Linked DNA regions of Mus musculus: regions 2, 3, 4 and 5 are each linked to region 1. The links are chromatin loops, found by intact Hi-C in ENCODE. Cell type or tissue: heart. All regions are shown on one strand. Region 1 holds the start of Pls3 (plastin 3 (T-isoform)). Region 2 overlaps Pls3 (plastin 3 (T-isoform)). Region 3 has its middle 130 kb from the start of Gm23320. Region 4 has its middle 120 kb from the start of Gm14707. Region 5 has its middle 45 kb from the start of Gm14707.

Region 1 (5,000 bases):
CAGGCTCAGGATTCTGTTTGTATATGACTTAGACAGCCTGCAGCCCAGCTTGTCAGGAGTGTTCCACCTCTTAGAAATGATTTCACACTGGGTTTGTCTGAATTGTTTTCTGTTTCTTTGATTTTCATTTTGTTGAGAGAAAGAGAGAAAACATAAAGTTTGATGAATAGGATCTGGGAGGGCTGGGGGGGAGAAAAATATGACCAAACTATTTTGTATGAAAACAATTAAATAATGATTAAAAAGAAAACCATGAGTATAACTGAGAGAGAGAGAGAGAGAGAAAGAGAGAGAGAGGGAGAGGGAGAGGGAGAGAGAGAGAGAAGCAATTTAAACCATTTTTCTTCTTGCCTTATTGAGCCAGGCTCTCATTGAAGCAAGCTAGTTGATTGAGGGTGTCCTGGAATCCCTGATTCCCCTGTATCTGCCACTTAAATGCTGGAATGAGAGATGTAATTTAACCACGACTGGCTTTAAAATATTTTCATTTTGAAATAATTTTGGCTTGACAGAATAACAACAATCATATAGATGATGTTGATCTTCACCCAGCTAGTATCATTTTATATATCTATCTAAACATCTTTTAAAGCTAGGAAATTAACAATGGTTATTAGTGTCTACTCACGTACACAGTGCTGAACTGCATAAACAATGTGGTTTTTTTTTAGTTAAGTTAAACTTTTATTAGAAATTCACTCTAAAATTATATTGTCACCTTCCTTCCTTCCACTAGGGGGGCTCATCTCTATGAGTTCAGGTATAGTTTAAATCCATTGCTAGCTAATTTGTGCAACAGGCTAGCCTGCACATCAGGACCCTGTGCTTTTAGATAAGTGTGGTTTTCAGGCTCAGAATCTTATGTACAGCTGAAAACAGAGTGCAGGAGGTATTCACAGGTTACTTAAATAAAAAGTCTAGGAGGAAAGACGCAAAGCAAAAATCTTTTATATATTCCCAGTTACTTTAAAAAAATATAGTGTGTGTGTATGTATGCAAACATAAAGTGTGCTAAGAATGCTATGTAAAGGTTAGAGGACAAACTGCAGGAGCTAGTTCTCTGCTATCCAATTGGTCCAGGGGGTTGGACTTGGGTAGTCAGGACTGACTTTTATCATGTGAACCATCTATCTCTAAAGGGTCCTCAACCCCTAACCCTCATTTCCCTTTTGTAGGGTTTGCAGTACTTGATTTTAAGTACTAATATGTGTAAACTGAGCCTGTTTTTGCAAGTAAGTGAGACTTTTAAATTCCTGACTTGGGTGACTCCTCTACGTGTTTCCCTTTCCTTTTATTTTTCTTCAATTTCCTTGTTTTCTTAACTCATACACTTATTGCTTGAGACAGGGCATCATGTAGTCCTTCTTGGCTTTGGACAGCTGATGCCCCTGCCTCAGCTTCCCAAGTGCTCAGCTTATAATCACTTGCCACCACCACACTTGGCTGTTCTACACTGTTTTCATATGTGACAATATATAATCTAAATAGGGAAACTTCCACTATGGGACAGTATGGGAAAGTCCTTTCAGAGACTTTCAAACCACCACACAGCACAAAACCCAACCAATTTTGGAAATTTTGTATCAAGTAGGTCTGGGTATGGTTTCTAAGCCAATAAATTTCAAACAACGAATAATTGATAGTTAATTTTACACAAGAGATTGTTCTCTACCTTTAAGTAGATGCCCAATATTGAGAATAGTATAGGGCAGATTAAAGGGTAGTGATGGTTTATTTTTTAACACTATCTTGTGGGATACGTCTTCAAAACCAGCCATTTAGGGATGAAATGAGACATGAGTTAAACATTAGCTTTCTTAGAAGATGATTTTAAAATTTAGAAAAGGTATATGGAATTTCTGGGAAACAGATATATGTCACCACATAAGTACATTTGAAGCCTTTGTTTTGAAAGCAGCTTTTTTCTTATTTTATTATTCTTTTTAATTTTTAATTTTGCTTAAAACCACAGCAACAGATCACTTTCTGCTCCCCTCATGCAAATCTAGTTCAGTGGATGCTAACTGACACACATCGCCCCTCCCACCAACTCCCTCCACACTTTTGTCTTGGTAGTTTGGGGAACATGGGCCTCAGCCATTGCATTCCAGTTTTAAAGTCAAAAGAGGTCATGTGACTATTACCCTAGGGGCATCAGAGACTTAAGATGCGGGATGCCAATTGGCAAGTGTGGGACCTCGGCCATTAAGTTGCAATTCACAGTAAACTGCATCTCAGTGTTCAACTTTAGTCTCCCAAACCCATTGTGATGTTGAAATGGAGTAAATGCTTACTGTTCCGTAGGTTTTTAAACCTACACTTCTACCTACCGTATTCACTCAAGCTCCTTCACCCTGTCTGCATTACCCCTGAGTAGAAGGGTGATAGCAGCATCCCTCTGGTCTGATCCTATATGACTAGACGCCCCAGTTTAAATCCAAGCTAGACCTGCACCACTGGTGTAGTCAGTTATACAGCTCCAGTGAAAAGCCAGTCTTCAGGATGTAAACTGTCAGCAAAGCTGGAGCAAGCAAGGGCCTGGAGCCAGGGGAGGTTCAGAACCGCCAACACTTGAGCTAGTGGAGCAGCAGCAGCAACTTTGGGACTGGCGACCGCAGGGCTAGTCGGCGTCCTCAGGCCTCTCATTAGGTCGCTAAAGTAAGCAGGCGGAGAAAAGTAAACACAGGCAAGTGCAGCTGAGTCTGGGAATGGGGCTTCAGCCACCATCTCGGCTCAGCCTCCCAGGGGTCCCAGAGCGGTCCCGGGTGCTGCAGCCCTGCTCGCTAGCTCTGAGTTGCACAACCAGAGCCATCGGGACTCAAGCTGACCGCCAGGGCGCTGCTAGGGGAGAGAACCAAAAGGTACCTCCGGGCTAGCCTGGAAAGCTTCTGCCACCGAAAGGAAAAACAAAACAAAACAACAACAACAACAACACACACACAAAACACCAAAAACAAAAACAAAAAAAAAAACAAAAAACAAAACAAACAAACAAAAAAACCAAAAAACTGCTTACTCATAGGGAGTCGCGGCGCAGTCCCGAAGCTCAGCCTAAGGGCTGGGGAGAGGAGAGGGCAGAAGGTGGGCCGCCGAGGCCAGGTTCCTGGGGGGGGGGGGGGTACCGCACCCGCTCCGCGCCCCGCCTCTTTGGGAGCCTCGGGGTCCTCAGAAACCCGCCGGGTCACCTAGAGCGGGCGATTTGGAACTAGCGGGAAGCGACCTACGCTGCTAGCTCTGGGATTTTCCAGCGGCTGAGGAGGAAGGGAGGGAGGGAGGGAGGGAGGGAGGGAGGGATGGATTGAAGAATGGCTGTAGCTGGAAATGGAAGGCAGAGGGAAGATAGGCTTAGGATTTCCACTTCAGGGGTGGTCGCTGCCTTAGGGAATCTGGGTAAGTGTTGGCTTTTAAGCCCTTCGGTCTGTGGTGGGCAACAAGTTAGGAGGAACTAGAGAGCAGTCGCAGCGAAGAGCAGAAAAAGTGATGGCAGAGGGTGGTAATAAGGAACCCTTTGGAGCTCCCACCCATTCCGTTGGCGAGGATCGCCCGGGAGCCGAGCCTCAGACTCCAGATGAAATTTTCTTCGATCTCCCCCTTTGCCCAACCCCCGTCCCCTAGTATAACACACGTTCCTGCTAAGGTTCCCGGAGATGCTCTCACCAGGACCCACTCTTACCCACGCCCAGGAAACCGGCTCCCCTCGAGCCCTTGGAACTGCAAAGCACTTACGTAAAAGTCGCAGAGTCGCTGATCTGGCTCTACAGCTTCCGACCAAGCACTCAGACAACTTCTGCCCCTAGGAATCTCTGCAGCTGTGCTTCTAAAGCCAGCGCTCCCTCCCCTCTTGCCAGCCTCCTCCGCCCTGCGGCCACAGCCATTGGCTCAGATGGTGTTCACAGCGGCCTGGGAACCAGGAAGAGGATTGGGCCAGGAGCCTGTCACATCAACTGGGTGGGGGAACTGAGAGACCCGGCAGCAGCAGGGATGGGCAATGAGGAGGGATGGGGACTGGAACTCTGTTTGCAAGCCTGTTTTTCCATTCCCTACCTGGTGGAAGAACTTAGAAGTAAATCTACAAGGCTTGGCGTGGAATGCATGTTTCACAAACATTACTGAAATAACTGTAAAGTTGGGAAATTCGGAGCATGTTTGAACGTCTCCTAGTTAAGTCAGGTATGGGGTTGGCGGGGGGGGGGGGGGTTACGGTGCCGGTTTTTTTTTTTTCTTTCTTTCTTTTTCTCATCATTGGGAAGGTATAGTACTTCGCTTTGATTTCTTCAGACCTGACACCAAAGGACTCCAACTGGGGAACCTCCCAGCTACTGCCCCTTTGTTTTTGCTTGGTTTGTTTTGAGAGAGGATCATACTAGGTAGCCTCAAATTGGCGTTCTCAACAATCTAGTACTGGAATAACCACCTACCGCCAGCACGCCCATTTCATCATAGTCAGGGAAAGGCCCGTGTGTTCCTGGCACCAGCCAAATGAATTGTTGGCCTAAATCACTTGTCTGGTAGCTTTGTCCTTGAGAGGGAGGAGTGAGAGGTGAGTGAGAGAAGGAAGAAGTGGTAGACATCACTTGGTTGCACTGGAGTAGTCCCTAAGTGGGTCTCCTCTGGTGGGTGTCCTTTCCCCAGAAACAATTGGGGGACACCTTTTCTGTTGCCCACGGTTCTGCCCCTGTGCCATCATCTACACTGGGTTCCTCTCTGTTTGTTTTTCGATCCATGGGCTCATCCTAGCTCCAAAATGAGCTTGGAGGGCCAAAAGTCTAAGTGTCCCTCTGAACCCTAGCTAGATTGTTTTATATGAGAACCATAGAACCCCCCCCCCCCAGTACTTCCTGCTTGGCAGCGTTCCAACCCTAAGCACATTGTTGTTGTTGACCAGGAAGAGTCTGTTGGGAAGTTTGGTAAAAATTTAAAGTTGGTTCAGGTAAGTTCCATGTTACATATGCCAGGGAAGAATTCGACAGTATGAGGAGCTTAAAAATTGAATTCAAGGG
Region 2 (5,000 bases), 55 kb before region 1:
CATGAGTTTCTGAATAATTTCTCTCACTTTATATCCGGGCAGTGGCATATTAGCTTCCTTGAAAAGCTCATGAAGCTCATAGTCGCAAATGAATCCATTGCTGTTGAGATCTTTGTGAAAAGGAAGGAAAAAGATAGCCAAGAAACAAACAGAAAGATAAAACAGAAAAAAGATTAGAAATAAATTTGTAAGAATATCATCATTTTACATGCCTGCCTAATTACAATATTTTTTTATCCTTTGGAATCTAAGGATGTACAGAGGAGGAATGTCTGTTTTAACTGAAAGGGCAATGTTTTGTTCATATCGTGTACCTTGTATTTTTAAAAATGTGTACAAAGCTTTACTTAGAAATAGCATCCCTGATTATAAGAAAGTATAGTTTCTAGTGTGTAAAGCTATTATTAAATCATAGAAACAAGAGGAGTCTTAGAAATAATACTTTAAACACCAACAAACTGTGTCATGGTGTAACAATTTCTACTATCTCTATGCAGCATGTAGGATTTTTATGTGTATTCTTTTCTTTTTCCAAAATAGGTTTTATGGTTTCACACAGATTTTTATGTCAAAGCACATCTGACCTGGGGTAACATAGCTGTGGAGGCCAGTTTTTTGAGTTAATATAAACAAACGTTATTCTAAGACAAACACAATTCAAGAGAATGGAGTACTGAGTAAAGCAGGCATTAAAATGATTCTATAAATTATCTAATAATCTTTAGGCTACTGTAGCTTAGGTATATTACAATGTAAGGGAAGTAATAATCTACAAATAAGCAAATGGACCAAGATGACCAAGATGGAAATGGTTTGATTAGGAATTTGATTAGGGAAGTTCTGCCAAGGCAGGGATAGTTGGGGTGGACACCTTTAGTCCCAGCACTGGGGCTTTATGCATGCTAAGGACGAGCTCTATTGCTGGGCCCCACGCTCTAGAGTCAATGCTCTAAAATACTGCACAAACTAATTCTCAGACATTAACTGCAGGAAGAATGCTCTAATCCTAGATGAGTGTTTTCAAAACAAAACTTAGCAGCGAAGACCAAAAAATACAGAAAAAGCACCCAAAACAGACGAAATGCCAGTTCATCAGGAAGCCAAAACTTGACGGAGATATCTCTCAAATAACATTTAATCTTTCTCCCTTTGTTCTAATCCTGTCCCCACCCAGCAACCACCTGATGTGTAATTTGGTTTTCTAAGTGACCATAGCCATCTGTCAGAGACACAAGGCTGGGCCTAAATAAAAGAAGAAAATAAATGAGAAGTTAAATTAAGTTAAAACCCTTGGGTCTCACTTGAACCAATATCTCTTAAATTTTTGTACATCGTTGACAACCCTGAGGATATTTACATTTTTCACCTTTAGCGACTAGAATGTGTATCATCTAGCCAGGCAATGGTACACACCTTTCTTTAATCCCAATACTCAGGAGGCAGAGGCAGGTAGATCCCAGTGTTTGAGGCCAGCCTGGTCTACAGAGAGAGCCTAAGTAGGCCAGGGTTACACAGAGAAACCAAGTCCTAAGAAAAGAGAGGTGTGGGGAAGGGAGAAATTGTGTATCACTGTATGATCTTTCTTTCCTAAATTCTACTTGGCTACCTTCTTGTATGTTCTCAGTAGATGCTAATCCTATTTACATTGTGGCATTTTGGTGCTTGTATTAAGCAAATCACAATGGGTCGGTCGTCCTTAGGACTGGACTGGAAGGGAACAATTTCAATGTCTTTAAGAAGGCAGAGAGAGCCAGAAAATGGCCGCCGCTAAGAATTAATTTTACAAAACCTCCCAGCTGGTAAAATCCTTACAAGGCACAGAAGAGTGTGTAATTATATTCCAAGCATTTTATGTGATTGTCTTTCCAATCTCCAGTTTAAAAAAGCAGAAATCAAACCTAGCAGTACATCTCTGAAGCAATGACAGCAATCTAACGTTCCAGAGAAATGAGGGAGCACGCTGGTTTCACCAGAATCCATCCTACCAGTAACGTTATTCACCGAGAGCTAAGGTCATGGTTGATGGTGAACTTTTCCCATTCTGAATTTGATATGAACATAACATTTTAATAATATGAGCATCTAAGAAACAGACCCAGATCAAAAGCGGTTTTAACTGGAAACTAAAATTGCAATCAGCAGGCACGATGGTACCTCTTTATTTTCTCATTAAAGCTGCCAACATTCTGGAACCCATTTCTGGCTCACTCACTGCTTCTCACTACACACTATATATATATATATATATATATATATATATATATATATATATATATATATATATATATGTGAGAAGGAAGAGGCTTTGTATTTGGAAGACTTGCCTCTTATACCACCACATTCTCTAATGACTGATTAAAAATATAAATCATTTGCATATAGCTTATGTTATCCACAACAGTCACAATGCTTCTACGAGCATTGTAGTTCTGAAAATATGATTATTATAGGGACACTAACATGCCACAGGGGGAAAAAAAAGGAAGGCTACCTAGCTGCCAAACCAAGTGCTTGCACAAAGTAATGAGCTAACATTTAACAAATGTAAAAAGTTTATTTAAAAAACAAACACTGAAAAACATTATACTTGGGCAAAAAATCACTAGGAGGCACTCAAGATTGTACTAGGCAGAACCATCTTTTCCTCTGGCTGCTGAATTCATCAGAAACACACTAACTATTGGTTACAAGGAATTCACTCTCCATCTGTCTCTCCGTGTCTCAGATGACACATGTAGAGTCACATCTGCATTTTGTTTTAAAGGAAATCTCATTCTTCTCTTTTTACCAAGCATTAGTTTAAATGCCAGTTACCTCCTTCAACACCCTCCCCCAAGTTACCTCAAAGCAAACAAACTCATGTTCCTGCCATGTTCCTGCAGAAGTCTGAATCACACCAAGAATGCACATCCTTAAAAGGAAATGTTTTCCCTCCCCTTGCATCCTGTTATTTAAGCTATTTTAAGTCCTTGTCTGGAGAAGGTTGAGCCAGAATTCAAGTGGTTTTGATTTTGGCTGCTGTTTTACAGTGCCCTTGCCTAGGTGGTATGCAGTATAACCCATCCCTTCAAAAGCATCTTTTAAGGTGCTACTTTGTGTTATAAATCTGACAGTAAGAAAAATGAGGATTTCCTTTGACCCTCAGGGAGTGTGTGTGTGTGTGTGTGTGTGTGTGTGTGTGTGTGTGTGTGTTGCTTTAACTCTTCTTGAATCTGTCTAAATATAGTGTTTTTCTAAAAAAGAGGTTGCAACTGTGGGCCATCATATTTAATGCACATATGGCTCCTACATTAACCCATTGTGGACAGTGTCCACAATTAAAAGAAGAAAATCAATCCAGTTCAGTCATACAATCTTTTGAAAAGGCTGGAATTTTAAAAATTTCAGTTTAGCTTACCTAATGTATTCTTAAAATGTTTTAAATTAAAAAACATTGATAGAGAATGTATGTGTCTAATAATGGATTTACAGAAACACACATGATGTTGAAAGTCTATAAAAGTTGAAAGTCTACAATACAAAATCATTGATTTATAGACTTGACCAGGGGCTGGAGAGATGGTTCAGTATTTATGAGTACTTGTTGCTCTTGCAGAGAACTCAGTCTTACTTCTCAGCACCCATCTGATAGCTTGTCAACATTCAGAACTTTTGTTCCAAGGAATCTGACATCCCTTTCTTACCTCTGCAGGTACCAGACACATATGTGGCGCACACACACACACACAGACACACACACACACACAGACACACACATACACACACACACAGACACACACATACACAGACACACACACACACAGACACACACACACACACACAGAAAACACACAAAATTAATAAATCCCAAAACAATTTTTGGAACACAACTGACCAAAAGGTTTTTTTGACAGGAGCATATATACATATATTTTCTTTATTACACCCTAAGGTCCAAGTAGTAAAACCAAGCTTTCATTAGGTATTGAAGTTTGAAAACTTAGCTGGATACTGCTTGTGGGCACCTTTAACCCCAGCACTCAGGAAGCAGAGATAGGTCAATCTCTGAGTTCTGGGCCAGCCTGGTATACAGAGCAAGTTCTAGGATGGTCATGGCTACCCAGAGAGCCCTGTCTTGGAAAAATGCCAAGGAAAGGATGCTACTATATATATCTTCAGATGTGGATCTAACCCTGTAGCTCAGCTTCTACTTTCTAAGATAGGAACATAATGAACATAAGTGGATATTTAATGAGTCTAGTCTAGGGTAGACTAGAGCTTGCTTATTCATCTTTTATATTGGACTTTCAGGAGTGGATCCCCAAAGGTGGAGTTCACCTAGATGTGAACACTTGAGCAATCTAGAGGGCCAGGAATGGGTATTCAGAAATGTTTCTAATCTTTTCCTGTATGTTTCTAGCAGTTTGCTGATAGCTGCCTACCTGCTGCTACTCTCTTCTCTCTAAACATATTGACATACACATATTTGTGGTCATGTTCTCACATGTGTGCGGTCCAGCTCGAATCCTCACACAGGTCCTCAGAGAACTTTCCATCAGCACATGGTCTCCAGGCTATCCCCAAACATCCACTTCTAATATTGCATTGATAATGGACCACACAGCACAGTGAAAGAACACTAGCTAATTTATCTTTTAGTTGAGATGCAGTATTTCTTTACTTATTTAGTATTAGGAGACAGAATAGAAGGTAGTACATGCTGGTCTTGTACTTGTTATGTAGCTAAGACTAGCCTTGAATCCCTCTTCTTGTCTCTACTTCTAAATTTTTGACTTGCTGGCATATATCACCATGCCCAGTTTTATTCATTTATCTGCTTGTTCATTCATTTCTGTTAGTTTGGGCCTATAAATACATCCCCCCCCCACATTTGTAAGTGTGTGTGTGAATGCCCAGTTCCATCTATAAACTAACCAATAGCTCTACAACTTACCGACAGAACTGCCTCCTAGTTTTTGCAGTTTTCTATTTGAAGGTATAATTAAACAAATGTGTGCTGT
Region 3 (5,000 bases), 140 kb after region 1:
TTTTCTTTTTTAAAAAATATCTATCTATTTGCATTTTATGTGTGGAAGTGATTTCCTGTATGTATATATGCACTTGATGCATGCCTGGTGCCTGCAGAAGTCAGAAGAGGGCTTTGGATCTCTTGTGAGCTATTATATGGATGCTGAAGACTGAACTTGGGTCTTTTGCCAAAGTAGCACATGTTCTTAGCCACAGAGCCATCTCTCCAGCCTAAGGAGATGATTCTCAATAGAATAACTTTGCATAGCCAAAACCTACCATGAAATTCCTGGAGAACTGAGAGGATGTCATGAAATACAGTGGCTTCGTGATCATTTTGCTATCCATCCCATTATCTTGTACTAAAAGTCACTTCATCTGTCTTTTTGTTTTGTTTTGTTTTGTTTGAGCTGTTTTTCCCTTGTTTAGGCAAACTTGTCAATAGTTCAGATATTCATAAATGCCATTTCTATAGTTCCCCTTGCCATAGCAAGATTTGGGGACTTGGGGTTTTATTTAATTAACATAAAGCAACAGTGATGCTGAAAAGATCTTTATGGGAACTGACTGAGAAAGGATATGTAGTGTTTATTGGGATGTTGATCACTTCACTTTTTAATTTGCACTTGACCAAGTATTGCTTTATGTCATTTTACCTTGTGGAAGGAATTTTAGAGTTCATCAAAGTTATTTTATATCCTCAGAAGACATGTGCTTGTTTATTGCTGTTTACCTGTGTAACCATGTATAACTAGTCTGCTTTCCTACTGAGGTGGAGCAGGCAAATGTCCTTCAATAAGTATTTTCACATAGGTTTGTTTCATTTGATAGAGTTCAATTATTTTTACAGACAAAGCAGAGAGAAGATAAAGTTACTTGCCCAAGGTCACCTAACCAGTTGAATGCAGATGGATTCAACAACAGGTCTGCTGGCTCTCACAGGCTGTTCTTTCCCCCACTACAGCACAAAGTCTACAGGAAGCTGCTCTCAGTTCTTGGCAGGCTTTCTCTTTGTTTTTTGTTTTTGTTTTTTAAATCCATGCTCTTTAGAAGGAAATCACAAGAGAGAACTGAGTAGCCGAGTCTTTGATTCTCTCATATTTTGGAAATGCACGTTTTCAAAAGAAGATATGATTCTTTTATTTAAACAACCAGAGTTCTAGGACCAGGGTATTTCCAAATAAGGGTAACGTCCAGAAACAATTTGCTTTCTTGGCAGTCTCCACACATTCTTTGTGAATGTAACTACATTTCCCATATTCCTTCTTCAGCAAGGACTCTGATGGTAATAGAAAGTTTTGAAAAGGTTTGGCTTAGTGATATTCTTTGCAGATTCAAAGTAACTAGACTTCCTGGAGCTGGCTGATAGGTTCAAATTCTGAAGTTAATTTGAATTAGAGTACAATTTTATATAGGCCAGATCATGGGTATAAATTGAGGTTAAACAGGAATGGTAAAATAATATGATACAGGGGATAGGTGAGAGGCAGAGGAGAATCTGTTAAAGTATACCTCTTTAAAAACTCTGCTGTTATTTCTGACACCTTGTATTCTGATTTTATTTTCAAATCACGAGATTAAAAGTATTAAAATACAGATCTTCAAGTATGTGACTTTACATAAATATGGGATCCTAATGATTTTACCTCATTCTTTTTCAAAGAAAAGCACTGAGAATATCATAGAAAATTGTGGCAGGACAAAATGTGAGGATAAGTGAGCTCTTACTTCAAAGTGTTGGAATATCTATGATGTGTAGACTTTAAACGCTGCTGTGCAAAACTGTAGCTTTTCCCTATAACATCTATATTTAAGGTTTTGAGTCTGAATACTGAGATTCTTTGAGAGAGGACTGGGGAAAATACAGTAATCTGACTTAGCCTCTCCTGGTTAAGGTTGACAACATTATATCTTTTGGCTCTTAGCAGCTGAGACGTTGGAGGACAATGGGTGAGGAACAATAAGAAGGTGACAGACTCAGAGTTGTTATTCACAGTCTAAATGGATTACTGCTGAGATGCCCATTTTTGGTCCACATGTGACCTTCAGATCAGCAGTCCATGGCTCCTTTCCCACTACTGCTGTGACTTAGGAAACTGCTACCAGAACTACAGTTCTGTCTGGACAAGACCACCTCGCAGCAGTAGCTTCCTAGGCTTTTGTTGCTGCCCTGATGTAACAATGGCAGGAAAGGAAGTATGGGGTTTTGAATCTCTTTGCCATCTGTTGCCCACTTGCTTGTGTATACTTATGAATCCCAGTACTTAGGAGGCTGAAGGGATGGTGGTGAGTTTTAGGCTTTCCAAAGTTATATATAGCAAGACCCTGTCACAAACAAAAGAAAATAAAACATAAGCTGGCACACAAAACCAAACCAACGAACCAAACAAACAAACAAACAAAAAAACACCACCACTGCCACGCACACTCCAGTGAAGTCTGCTTGACAGGCTGAGAAGCCTGGGAGCACTCACGAGGCAAAGAGTTTTACGGAAACTCACCTCCTGGAGTTTTGGCATTCTCATTAACCCGTATACTCATACCCTATCCCTGAATTAGTCTTGTGTATGGATCCACATGCTCTCTTTTAGTATTATCTTATTATAAGTGTCTTTTAAGATTGAATTCTGACACAGCCAGAGCCTTCACCAGTGTTCCAAGGTTCCAGAAGCCTTCGTGCTCAGAATCCGGTAGGAATGCAGTAAGGAAGTTACCCATTCAATAACTAATTAAGCATTACAAGAGCCAAAGCAGCTCAAAGCTGGTCTGCAGAGTGTTTACCATGAAAGAGCCAGGGAATCCTACTGAGATAGAAATCTTCAGTACAGGCTACATTGCATACTAGAAGCAAGTTGGTGAATTCTTCTGACAAATGGAGATTCTCCACAGATACTTAAAAGTTACTAGAAATTATCAGGGCCCAAGAAATAGGGGGGTTGTGGTATTGCAGTATTCATGAAAAGGTCTGCTAAAAGTAGAACCCCTGGTGATGGGCTTAACAATAGACTAGCTTTACACCTGGCTCCCTTCTTAGTGGCATCAGCCTGGTCCCCACCTTCTTTTGATGTATGCGTTCCTTTTATATTGTCACTGTTACTTGGTGGATTGTATCTCATCTGGTTTCTTGCTATTCTGCTGTATAAAAAGTTTGATGCTCAACCTGACAAAACACATTCAGATTCTACACAACCTCCTGTGTGCGTCTGTCTGTCATTCCTGCCAACTCCTTGCCCATCTGCACCCAGAGACAGGTTCCACGCAGATGAAAGAATCTAGTGGGGAAACCCCCACTCATATCCCGAGTCGGGGTACAACCAAAGAATCACAAGAGACCGTCTTGATGCAAACACATGAGGTAGTTTAATGACGGAGCTCCGGTACAACATGTATCTCACACAGGAGATAGTGGTTGTCGACCACGAGGCTCGAAAGCTAGGGGTTTTCAAAGAAAAGGGTCTGGGGCTGGGGGAGGAATTGGCGTGGTTTCACATGATTGGTTCATTTAAACATCAGCAGAATGATTACACATCAGAAAAAAAGTACGTGCAGGTCAGGGCGTCAGGAATTCTGAGGGCCAGGTGCTTATCTAAGTCAGCAGAGCATCTGGTTAACATTTAACCCAGGTCAGAAGGGTGGGAGATAGGGAGAAGCCGGGCCAGTCTGGACATTCTTGTATGTCTTTTCTATCTTTATGGCTAGTTGGTTCCTGGGATGATTTTGCAGCCTTTGTTCTTTGCTCTAGGCCCAAAAAGCCCTCCTAACTAGCAAGCTGCATGAGTCATGGACCTTGAATTTTAATTTTCTTTCACAGACAAGGGACCCAGAGGGTCTGCGGCACACCACCACCAAAAAACAAAAACAAAAACAAAAACCCAACAAACAAAAACCAGATCCCCCCTGAAAACCCTAACCAACCAAAACAAAACAAAACCCTCCAAAAACCAGTATCTTCTTAACTAGCCTTTGCCTTCCATCAATTTCAGTGTTCCTCCTTAGAGCCTGCATAACACATGCCTATGATCTCAGAGCTCATGAAGTAAGCAGGAGGAATGAAATCTAGAGGCCAAACTGGGCTATAAAGCAAGAATGCCTTAAGGAAATGAGGGCAATTGGGGGATGGATGGGAGGCTTTTCCCTGGGAAAGAGCACTTCTCCCACACAGCATTTCCTGGGTGCCCATGCCCTTTCCTCTTTCCATATTGGCATGGCAATTCGATGTATTATATAGTCAAGAATGTACACACATACAGAGAGACACACACACACACAATTAAAGAAAAAGATGCCATGAATTTGAATGAGAGCAATGTGGGTGCATCAGAATAATTGAAAGGAGGAAAAGAGATGGGAAAAAAGATAGGTAATTGTAATTTCCTAAAAATTAAAATAAAGCAAATATTTTCCATTTCTAATGATTTTCTTTCTATGTTAGTTTAGACTTCTTACATTCACGAACTTACACATTCATTCTAGGGTTTTCTTTGTTTTGATAATCTGTTCACTGATTCACTATTGATTTCTTCTCACAATTAGTACAGATCCAGCTACCCACTAAGAAGAAGAGGTGATGGATACTGTATAGAACAAAATGAGGAAAACTTCAATGTCTTAGCTATTCATCTTGACTAGAATATCCAGTATGTTGCTTTTCTGTTAAAATTTCTCAGTACTTAATAAATTTTGTATGGAGTATGGAAATAACATGATAAGATGATATTCTGATACATCAGTATAATCTAATGAAAAAAAGGAAATCTCCAAGTTAGATATGTGATCACATAGCTGAAGAAAAGTCTGCCATCCTTAGAGTTTCTACTTTTCTCATCCTAGATGGCTCCACACTCATGGCTGTTTATCAACCACTCTTGTGGCTTGTCTCATACTGGTGTTCCCATTGCCTGCTCCTTTCAGAACTGCAGTTCAAGGTAGCCATAACCTCCCCAGAGTTAGTCATGTGCTTGACATCTGAAATTCAGCTAAAGACAATGTTCTTAAGAAGATACTGGGTGCTAAAAATGAT
Region 4 (5,000 bases), 250 kb after region 1:
TATATGCCCAGGAGAGGTATTGCTGGATCCTCCGGTAGTACTATGTCCAATTTTCTGAGGAACCGCCAGACTGATTTCCAGAGTGGTTGTACAAGCCTGCAATCCTACCAACAATGGAGGAGTGTTCCTCTTTCTCCACATCCTCGCCAGCATCTGCTGTCACCTGAATTTTTGATCTTAGCCATTCTCACTGGTGTGAGGTGGAATCTCAGGGTTGTTTTGATTTGCATTTCCCTGATGATTAAGGATGTTGAACATTTTTTCAGGTGCTTCTCTGCCATTCGGTATTCCTCAGGTGAGAATTCTTTGTTCAGTTCTGAGCCCCATTTTTTAAGGGGGTTATTTGATTTTCTGAGGTCCACCTTCTTGAGTTCTTTATATATGATAAACAGCATTTTTAAAACATATTCTAGGCTCTCAGGACACTGTACTTGCCAGCATCCCGGTCTTAAATTTCTCAGTCTTAGAACTGTGACCAGTAATTTTATGGAGTTTTGTTTGTCTATCTATTTGTTTTTAAGATAGGATCTCAGTTAGCCCAGGCTGCCCTTGAAATGTTCTGTTGTTTAAATAAATATCAAGTTTGTTGTATTTTGTTTTAGCCACACAGAGAGGCTAAGAAAACAAAGATATTGCAGATGTAGAGTCAGGCACCAACTAAGGAAAAATAACAGCAGATAAAGGAGTACAGTCAGAGGTTCCCCAACAATCCTTTAACTTTGTCCAAAACAAAAAACAAAAAACCAGCCTTACCTATGAGAGGAACCCTGCTCAGCCTCAGGAAGTGAAGGCTGTCACTGGCAGCGTTGATCCAACTCTTTTGGTTGATTACTTTAACACTTGTATCTCTTAGTTCAGCCTCCTCTACTTACCACATATGTTTATTTTGTTGTTTGTTCACTGAAGTCCCAAATCATCTCATTCCCAAATTCACACTCCACCCTTTCACAATCAACATAAAGCAAACAAAATGACATGGCTGCTTTCAGTAGCTTGTTTTGAAAACTAGGGGCTTGAGGAGATTTCTCATATTTACTAAATCCCCTTCCCCTTAATGTTATCCATTTCCCAACCTGGCCAACCCCCATCCCATGAAAAGTTGCCTTCATCTCTGCTGCTTTTGCACCCTTCCTGCTGCTGCTCTTGCCCTGCACTGACCTCCCAGTCTTTATTCCCGCTGCTTTTCCAGGTAGCTCTACCTGCTTTCACGAAATGCAGTGTCTATGGTTTTCTCTATCTTTATTTTGCTCATCAGCTCAAAAGTCTTCCGTGATTGTCTATGTCTTTTCAGGTTTAATTTGTCTTGTCACGTGAAAGAAGGTGTCAGCTCATTTTGTGTGATTCTCTGTAGCAGATCTAGAGCCAGTAGGCAGAATTCTAGGGAGGTCAATTTCAGCTGATCAAAGGAAAAAAATCCCCTAAATAGTTTGAGCTCGGTGCACAAAGAAGTAGCTTGCTAGAGAACTGAGCTTCCTGCCCCTAGGGAGGTGCATAATCAGTAGCTGGCAACTACCTGTCAAGAATGTTGTAAAGACAATTCATACTTTCAGGATGTGGTGACCCACTGTTGACCTTAAAGACGATGATAGCTGCTTTTTTTTTTTTCTGAATGTTGAATGTTGGATGCATGCCAGGCTTGGAATTTTCATGTTACCTCATTTATCTTACATCAATTCTATGCTATGAAACCATGTGGCTCTCCATTTACAGCTGGCTCTGCTTTCATGATTAACTGCACAGTCTGGACTTACTGGACGAATTACTTCTAAACAAGATGCTTATCCTATTTTGATCTCAGTCTGCTCATCTTCATAGTGTGTCCAGGGGGTATAATAGTATTCGGTTCTATTTGGGATGTTATGCAGATTATGCTGTAAATTACCCTATACAATACAGAAAGCTCTTCTTAGCACACAGTACATTTTCAGTGGCCACTATTAGTTTTTTATTTTAGATTGTATGTTCTTTGCAGGAAGTAGTTATGTGACTTCTTATGTATTCCTTATTTCAGCTAGCTTAAATTGATCTTCCTTCAGTGAGAACTTATGGTGAGTGATACAATGAATACTTGTCAAAGTTTCTCCATGACGCTTAGCATCTTCTATTATCACTATCTGTCCATTCCTATTGATCTGATCGTGTCTTTCAGTCAATTCCAGACTAGCTTCACTCGACCTTTCCCTATGAAAACACTATGTTTATTGATCTGAGACAGCAGCTATCTGGTGATTTGAGGGCATAGAGCTATTTATGCTTCCTATTCACTAGCCCCAGTTGCTATGTGAATGGAAACCTCTTTGCTGACAACCTAGTTAAATTGTCATCCTCACTTGTATTGTTTTGATGTCCTTCATCCTTCATGTCTTCCTTACAGATTGAACCCCATATATTCCACACTCTGCTTGCAACTGTCCCTTCCAGAGCATTTCTTTAGTGCAGTTCATTGCTTTCTTTGTGAAAGTTACATGAAACTCTCTCTCCATACATCTATATGTGTGTATGTATGTGTGTATGTATGTATGTATGTATGTATGTATGTATGTATGTATGTATGTATGTATATACACATATATTTTATATTAAATATATGTCCCTTTGCCGCCATTCTTATTTTGGTTTACAGGCTTTATATAACAAGAGTGGGGAGGGGCCACTTTCCATGTTAGCCCATACAAATTAGTGGTTGTCTTAGAGAGGATGCTTCTGAAGCCAGGTGCCAGCACTTGGCTTAATGCTTCATGATGTGTAAGCCAGAAAATTATGAGTTCTTGGAATTGATTTCCTCCAAACAGCTGAGCTACAGCTTTTGTTCTATTGATGTTTGTTTTAATTCTTGAGTGTGTGTTGCTTCCAGACACCCCCCCCCCCCGGAAAACCAACTCATGTGTTATAAAGAAGGGTAATTATCTCCCAGAACCTAGCTTGATTATAAGGTTTGCCTGGTTTTATCCAATGGCATGACACTTGAACATAATATGCTAATTAAATATGTTTATATCAGGAAAGGCATATTTTATTGGGATTCAAAATTAGGCATTTGGTTTTTACATTCAATCCTATGAATATTGGCTGAATATTTACTCTAGGTCTTAGTCAAGTCCTTTTACAAATAAAAAGCATCATGAATGTGAAACATGGCTCCACAGTAATTCTTAATTTCTCTGGGGATCCAAGACAAAGGTCTCTGAAAGAGTCAGAGAGCACCTGAGGTGGCAGTGTATGTTCTACATTGACTATAAGTCAGTGCCTCCTGAAGAATGGTGGCGTGCAGGGATGCTCACTCTGCTGATGTACAGAGGAAACAGATTAGGGTCATTAAACTTCACTAAGGTATAATGTGTCAGGGCTGGTCTGAGCAAGTTGAGAAATCCATTTGCCTGTCTATCAGTACTGTTTACTTGCATGTAGCTCTTTTTAGCTCAACTCACCTCTCCGGTTCACACACACAGACGTATGCATATACACTGGAACATGAGTATGCATTTTCTCTCCTTTCTTTTAGACCTTATATGTTGATTGACTTAATTATTTATGAGTTCTGAGTATCCAGAGTGTTTACAGTTTTACTCTACTATTGGGCTATGCCTCTAGCCCATTTTCTCACATTTGAAATCAGGCTACAATTTTTCCTACACAATGTAATAGAGTTGGTAAATATCTCACTTTCCATCACCTGGAAGACAGGCACTATCAGGCTCTTAGGATTTCACAGTAGTGAGTTGGAATGATGTATCTGTTGGTATGGGGACACTGACTATTTGGGTATCTGAACTCCAAAAATCTCAATTTCTGGGTCCTATCTGCTCACTTTGGGCACATTGAGCAGCTGTACAATGTTGATCTGCCCTCTCAGTTCACCTTATGGGATGAGGCCGGGTTTCTGGGCGGGAGTTGTCAGATTGACTTGCCCTGAATTTGTTCCTGCAGCAAAGCAGATGTCTGATATTGCCTAGCAATTGAAGTGTTACTGAGGCCCCTGGCCAAATGCCATTCAGTTCTGGGTTGATGCCAAATGCTTCTGCAGACAATGAGTCTTAAGGGATGTAAGGAATTAACTATTAATGGAGATTGGAATGTGTCAGCCAGAACAGCTTGGACAAAGCTTTGAAGAATCACAAGGATCTGACTGGACTGAAAAGGAGAATGAAGCAGTTTGTGGATCTGCAGGAACCTGTCAAAGTGTTTGGTGATGTAACAATACATACCATGTCTTTGTTGATATTGAAATCAAGCCAGGGAAACTGAAGCTGAGTGTTTTCCATGGCTGCATATTAACTTATCACTAATAACGAGTATCCAGATAGATGTGACAGCATGTGCTATAAAGACGGAAAATTCAAGGATCTTTGCTTAAAACTGTGTCAAATTACTGTTCACACAGGTACATAGGCAGGAGGTTGAGGAGGTCCTACTGGCCCCACATTCAGTGACTGTGCTGTTTGGTAATTCACACACTAATTTGGAATATTTTTCCCCCAACTTGTCTGTCTCTCATAATAGCCACTTTACAGTTTTCCAAAAGTCACAGGAGAGGCGACCAGCATGACTACAAACATGCAGAAAGGAGTGTTGGTGACAATTCCTCTTGTCTGATACCTTTCTACATGAAAAACCATCAGTAACTGTGTTTGTTATTAACACAATGGTGCTTGCTCTTATTATCCATAGAAGTTCCTGTCAATTTGTTCAATAGTGGATTTCAGTCTTGTAACAAATCATAATAATTTTTGAGACTTGTAACAAATCTTAATAATGAAGAACTTTTGTCAGACTGGTAAAAAAATTAAAGACAAAGTCAGCCCTAAGCATGGTCACAGCAACTGGTTTCTCATTTAGTACTTGGGCCCCTTCAGGAAAAAGGGACACTCAAGAAGCACAATCTCTAAAAGTTTGTCATATTGTAAGATATCACATCTAAACAATGGTATCTTTACTAATTTAAAGGCATTCAAAAGATTCAATTTCCAGTCTCTGTATTGGTATTTAACTCCTTTTTATCT
Region 5 (5,000 bases), 330 kb after region 1:
TCTTTGTGCTTTTGTTTTTGTTTTTTGTTTTGTTTGTGTTTTCAGTTTTGTGTCTTGTTTGTGTTTTTTATTATGTTGTTTGTTTTTTGTTTGTATTTTTGATTTTTTGTTTATTTTTTTCTGGTTTGTTTGTTTGTTGTATTTTTGTCTTTTTTGTGGTTTTGTTTGGTTTTGTCTTCCTGGCCCTACCCCACTGACTGTTTTCCTTTACTCATTTGCAAACCTTGGCCATTGTCACTTTCCAATACTATAGTCCTTGTTTGAACTATTTCTGAAAGGAATGCCCATCACGGTGCCATTTCCTGTTGAAGATCAGGAGGGACACCAGCAGGAAGAGGCAGAAGTTCTTCACTAGCATCCCTAATGATAGAGTTGTAGGCTGTTAAATTGAATCAGGGGATATTGGTGTTTTTTTTTTTAATGTTTTCGTATTTTTTAAAAGCTTGAATATAGTATGAGAAATGAAAATGAGTTGCACATACTGGTGCTGTTCTGCACCACCGTACTCTGCTGGACCTGGACAGGATGCAGCCAAACTACTGACTGGACTTTAGGACTAGTAAGAAAAGCACCATGGTCATTTAAAGACTCATTCTATCCCAGACCTGCCTTAGTTTTGGAAGTTGATTTGAAGTAACTATAATGGCAAAAGTCCATTTCTATCTCTAGTCTCATTGAATACAAACCCCATCTATTACTGTATTGAATTATTATTTTTTTTAAAAGTTCTATTCAATTTAAAATTTTTTACAAAATGTTTTGGTATATATTAAGATAAAATTGAGATTTTTTTTCTCATTAGATTAATATTCCCACTGTGCATAATTGGGGATTTAGTATTTAGGTTTGAAACTGCCAGTTATATAATAATCTACTTTACATTTGATAGTTTTGTATTTAAATTTTCTATTCATCATCTTATGGTTGTGTTTATGCAATTTTTACTTAATAAAGTTTAAAGTTATTTAAACACTTCACAAGATCTGGTGCCTCCTGTTTCTTTTATGGCAGAGTAATAAAGCCTGGTTTGTGAGGTGACCTGAGAAGCAGGTGTTGAGGGTGTGACTCACCAGCTTCAGCCTTAGAAACATTGTGCTCACCAGTGATTGTTATTGTGTTCTGGGTCTCTGCAGTGGAGTTGGAATGTTCCAGAGAGCATCCACTCCTTTATTGTGGGTTGTAGAGGGAGAATATATGTGCAGCTCAGTTGAGCTGTGTCCAGCTGTAGAGTGTGTACTTGGGGCCACTTGTTATTGAAGCTACTCTGCATTACTCTAAATGGGAATTCAGGCAGGTCCACTACTGACACCTACCACAGACTGAGAATGACACTGGAAAAGAAAACAGTATCTTCATAGTTTGGCCCAGATTTTGGGAGAAAAAATATCTCAATTCTCTTTTGTCTCTAGCAGCTTGAGGATGTATAGAAAAGACAACACAGAGTTGGGGGAATGGCTCAGTTGGCCAAGTACTTGCCAGTAAGTGTGAGGATCCAAGTTGTACCCAGGGCCCCATTAAGATAAGCCACGATGTGTGGCTGTAAGCCTGAAGAGCTCAGATCCTTTATGGCAGAGTGGTTTTCCATCTTATCTCTTTCCTCCAGCCCAACTCCTGCCTTGGGAGGATGTTTCTTTCCTAATCAGCCATTCTTGCTTTTTCAGCAATTAGAAGTCTGTAATCAATTAATTGAGGACAGAAGATCCTCAAAATCCTCTGGAAGCTCTTCTGAACCTTGCTATCATCCAATATCAGTAGTGTCTATTTTCAAATGCTTAATGTGTATGTGGAGGCTGACAAACATGAAGCTCGGTGGTAGATGGGAGAGCTTACCCATGTATGATGTGTGAGTCCATGCCTTCAGTCATCAGCACCTTTGGTGGGGCACAGAGCTGAAGCTTTAAAATGTTTGTGGATGTTCCACTCCACAGGGAGCAGACAGCTAAGCTCAGTAAGAAGATGAAGTTTCCAACGAGCAGTTGTATTGCAGATGACTCTGTTCCTTCACAGGACGACTCATCATAGTCACGTGGTATGCCATTTGATGGCACTGGCCTTCAGTAAAGGCAATGTAGTCTTTGGAAGAGCAAAGTGGGCCCAGATAAACAATACCGAGGTTCAAAAACAAGTTTTCAAGTACATCTGTTTTTCTTCAGAGCTGGGACTGAATCCAGGACCTCATTGATGGGGAGCAAGCACTCTGCCAACTCACAATATCAGTAACAACAAAAAAACCAGCAACATGCACCGCCCCCAGAATCAATTATTATTATCTTAAAAAGCAGTTCATCTAAATTAGGGCCAGGCTATTTTTTTGGAAGTTGAATGCTGCCATCTGCTGGCTGCCTTGGAGGAGGGCACTCTTTCAGACACAACAAAACCGAAAACCCACACAGCCTCAGAGGTGAAAGCCAGATACAACATAATTTTACCCACAAAAATGATCGCTTCTTTCACAATGTAAGTAAAATATGATTCTTTTAAAAAGTGTAAAATATAGAAAACGTGAATATGGAAAAGTATAAATTTCCTATTACTCCTTAGTCCAACACCTTGGTGATTTTTTTCTTTGCCCATTCCCCTCTTTCATTTTCCCTTTTCTCGTGTGTGTGTGTGTGTGTGTGTGTTGTTTGCTTATTTGTTTATTTTGAATTAGAGCTATGTATATAGCTGAGGCTAACCTTGAAACTGACCTTTCCCTATATCTCTGCTTCAGAGTACTGGGATATCAGGGGGACATTACCACTCCCAGCCACCCAGGCTTTATGTGCACATTGATTCATGTATTGGATTGAAACAGGTTTTCCTTTATCCAAGGCTGCCTTAGACCTTTCTAGTTAGCCTTGAACTTCTGACCCTACTGGTTCAACTTTGAGAATGCTGGGGTTTCAGGGCTGTGCCACCATATCCAGTTTACCCAGGTTTATGCATGTGGGCATCCAAGCAATTTAACTCAAATTTGAATCTCCAAACTTTACCTGTTACTCCCATCTTCAGGTGCAGGCATGAAATCCAGTGGCACAGCATGCTGAGCAAGCACCTTGCCATTGAGCTACAGCCTGTCTCTCTTGTTTCCATCGTACAATATTTGGACTTGTGTTCCAAACTATGTTTTTATACGAGTTGCATTTAACAAACAGTTATTGCAAATTTTCTATATGCTAAGCAATTTATTAGGCAACAGGAATAAAACAATGAAAGGCTGGAGATATGACTCATTTGGCGATGCTAGAGCCCTTTGCCTAGAGGGCACTGGACCCCATATTAGATTTCCAACCATGAAAATCAAAAATAAGGATGCAGGAATGGTTCAATATATGAAAATTTATCAAAGTAACCCACTATATAAACAAACTTAAAAAAAAATCACATAATCATCTTAGTAGATGCTGAAAAGGTACTTCATTTATTAAACCCATCTTTTTTTTTCTAGGTTTTAAGACAAAACCCCTAACTTTTCTTACTGATAATGGTATCACATAGCTGTAAGCACTCAGGATGGAGAGGCAGGAGGATTGTCCCCAAGTTCCTGATCTCATAGCATGTTTGAGGCCCAACTGACACACATAGTGAAAAATGCCTATCAAAGCAAAAACAAACTCCACTGTGCATGTAGAAATGAACAGAAGAGCACTTGACACCTTAGCTCACAACCTCCTGCAACTCCAGCCCGAGGGAACTCAACACTCCCCCATGGCCTCTGTGGCTTCCTGTACCCAGGTTCTCATATCCACATGAACAAACATTAATTCAAAATAAAACAGTTCTTTTTCATAGGAAACAAAAAGATTGAGAGAGAGGGAGGACACAGAGCCCCACACAGACTATAATTTCAACCGTCTCAGGCAGAAATCTTAGTTGCTCATCATATTCATTACAGTGTATCGCCTGAGAGATTAGGGTTGTTTTTTTAAATTAGGTATTTTCTCCATATACATTTCAAATGCTATCCCAAAAGTCCCATAGACCCTCCACCCCATACTGCCCTACCTACCCACTCCCACTTCTTGGCCCTGGCATTCACCTGTACTGAAAAGTTTAAAGTATAAAGTTTGCAAGACCAAGGGGCCTCTCTTCCCAATGATGGCCGACTAGGACACCTTCTGCTACATATGCAGCTAGAGAAACGAGCTCTGGGGGTACTGATTGGTTAATATTGTTAATATTGTTGTTCCACCTATAGGGTTGCAGACCCCTTCAGCTCCTTAGATACTTTCCCTAGCTCCTCCATTGGGGGCCCTGTGTTCCATCCAATAGCTGACTGTGAGAATCCACTTCTGTGTTTGCTAGGCCCCGGCATAGCCTCACAAGAGACAGCTATATCAGGGTCCTATCAGCAAAATCTTGCTGGTGTATGCAATGGTTTCAGTGTTTGGAGGCGGATTATGGGATGGATCCCCGGGTATGACAGTCTCTAGATGGCCTTTTGTCTCAGCTCCAAACTTTGTCTCTGTAACTCCTTCCATGGGTGTTTTGTTCCCAATTCTAAGAAGGGGCAAAGTGTTCACACTTTGGTCTTCGTCCTTCTTGAATTTCATGTGTTTTGCAAATTTTAACTTGTATCTTGGGTATTCTAGGTTTCTGGGCTAATATCCACTTATCAGTGAGTACATATTGTGAGAGTTCCTTTGTGATTGGGTTACCTCACTCAGGGTGATGCCCTCCAGGTCCATCCATTTGCATAGGAATTTCATAAATTCATTCTTTTTAATAGATGAGTAGTACTCCATTGTGTAAATATACCACATTTTCTGTATCCATTCCTCTGTTGAGGGGCATCTGGGTTCTTTCCAGCTTCTGGCTATTATAAATAAGGCTGCTATGAACATAGTGGAGCATGTGTCCTTACCAGTTGGAATATCTTCTGGATATATGCCCAGGAGAGATATTGCGGGATCCTCCGGTAGTGCTATGTCCAATTTTCTGAGGAACCGCCAGACTGATTTCCAGAGTGGTTGTACAAGTTTGCAATCCCACCAACAGTGGAGGAGTGTTCCTCTTTC

The links. Peaks named below come from ENCODE experiments on the same cell type or tissue, not always from the same donor. Only the 100,000 strongest peaks of a DNase experiment are listed, where the experiment ranks them.
Region 2: a loop joins it to region 1, with 11 times the contacts of the local background. A loop is called at or near these places in 10 of 42 quality-filtered maps.
Region 3: it touches region 1 in a loop (2.9-fold over the local background); 3 of 42 quality-filtered maps call a loop at or near these places.
Region 4: a loop joins it to region 1, with 3 times the contacts of the local background. A loop is called at or near these places in 5 of 42 quality-filtered maps.
Region 5: a loop joins it to region 1, with 3 times the contacts of the local background. A loop is called at or near these places in 6 of 42 quality-filtered maps.

Annotation. Positions count from the first base shown.
Region 1 is chrX:75,871,322-75,876,321 of GRCm38, forward strand. It overlaps Pls3 (plastin 3 (T-isoform)), which reads right to left and starts at 3,849. Exons shown (of 16, transcript NM_001166453.1): 1 at 3,727-3,849. In heart, CTCF peaks have their summits at 725 and 2,823; DNase peaks (open chromatin) are centred at 2,650 and 3,870; H3K4me3 peaks cover 2,676 bases; H3K27ac peaks cover 1,771 bases; H3K27me3 peaks cover 697 bases.
Region 2 is chrX:75,816,138-75,821,137 of GRCm38, forward strand. Pls3 (plastin 3 (T-isoform)) reads right to left here. Exons shown (of 16, transcript NM_001166453.1): 3 at 1-110. Among named protein-coding and RNA genes, the nearest start is that of 4933407K13Rik, 54 kb to the left of the region's middle. In heart, a CTCF peak has its summit at 2,608; a DNase peak (open chromatin) is centred at 2,934.
Region 3 is chrX:76,008,753-76,013,752 of GRCm38, forward strand. No RefSeq gene overlaps it. Among named protein-coding and RNA genes, the nearest start is that of Gm23320, 130 kb to the left of the region's middle. In heart, no CTCF peak of the experiment used is centred here; a DNase peak (open chromatin) is centred at 2,079.
Region 4 is chrX:76,119,515-76,124,514 of GRCm38, forward strand. No RefSeq gene overlaps it. Among named protein-coding and RNA genes, the nearest start is that of Gm14707, 120 kb to the right of the region's middle. In heart, no CTCF peak of the experiment used is centred here; no DNase peak of the experiment used is centred here.
Region 5 is chrX:76,199,256-76,204,255 of GRCm38, forward strand. No RefSeq gene overlaps it. Among named protein-coding and RNA genes, the nearest start is that of Gm14707, 45 kb to the right of the region's middle. In heart, a CTCF peak has its summit at 2,347 (motif pointing left); no DNase peak of the experiment used is centred here.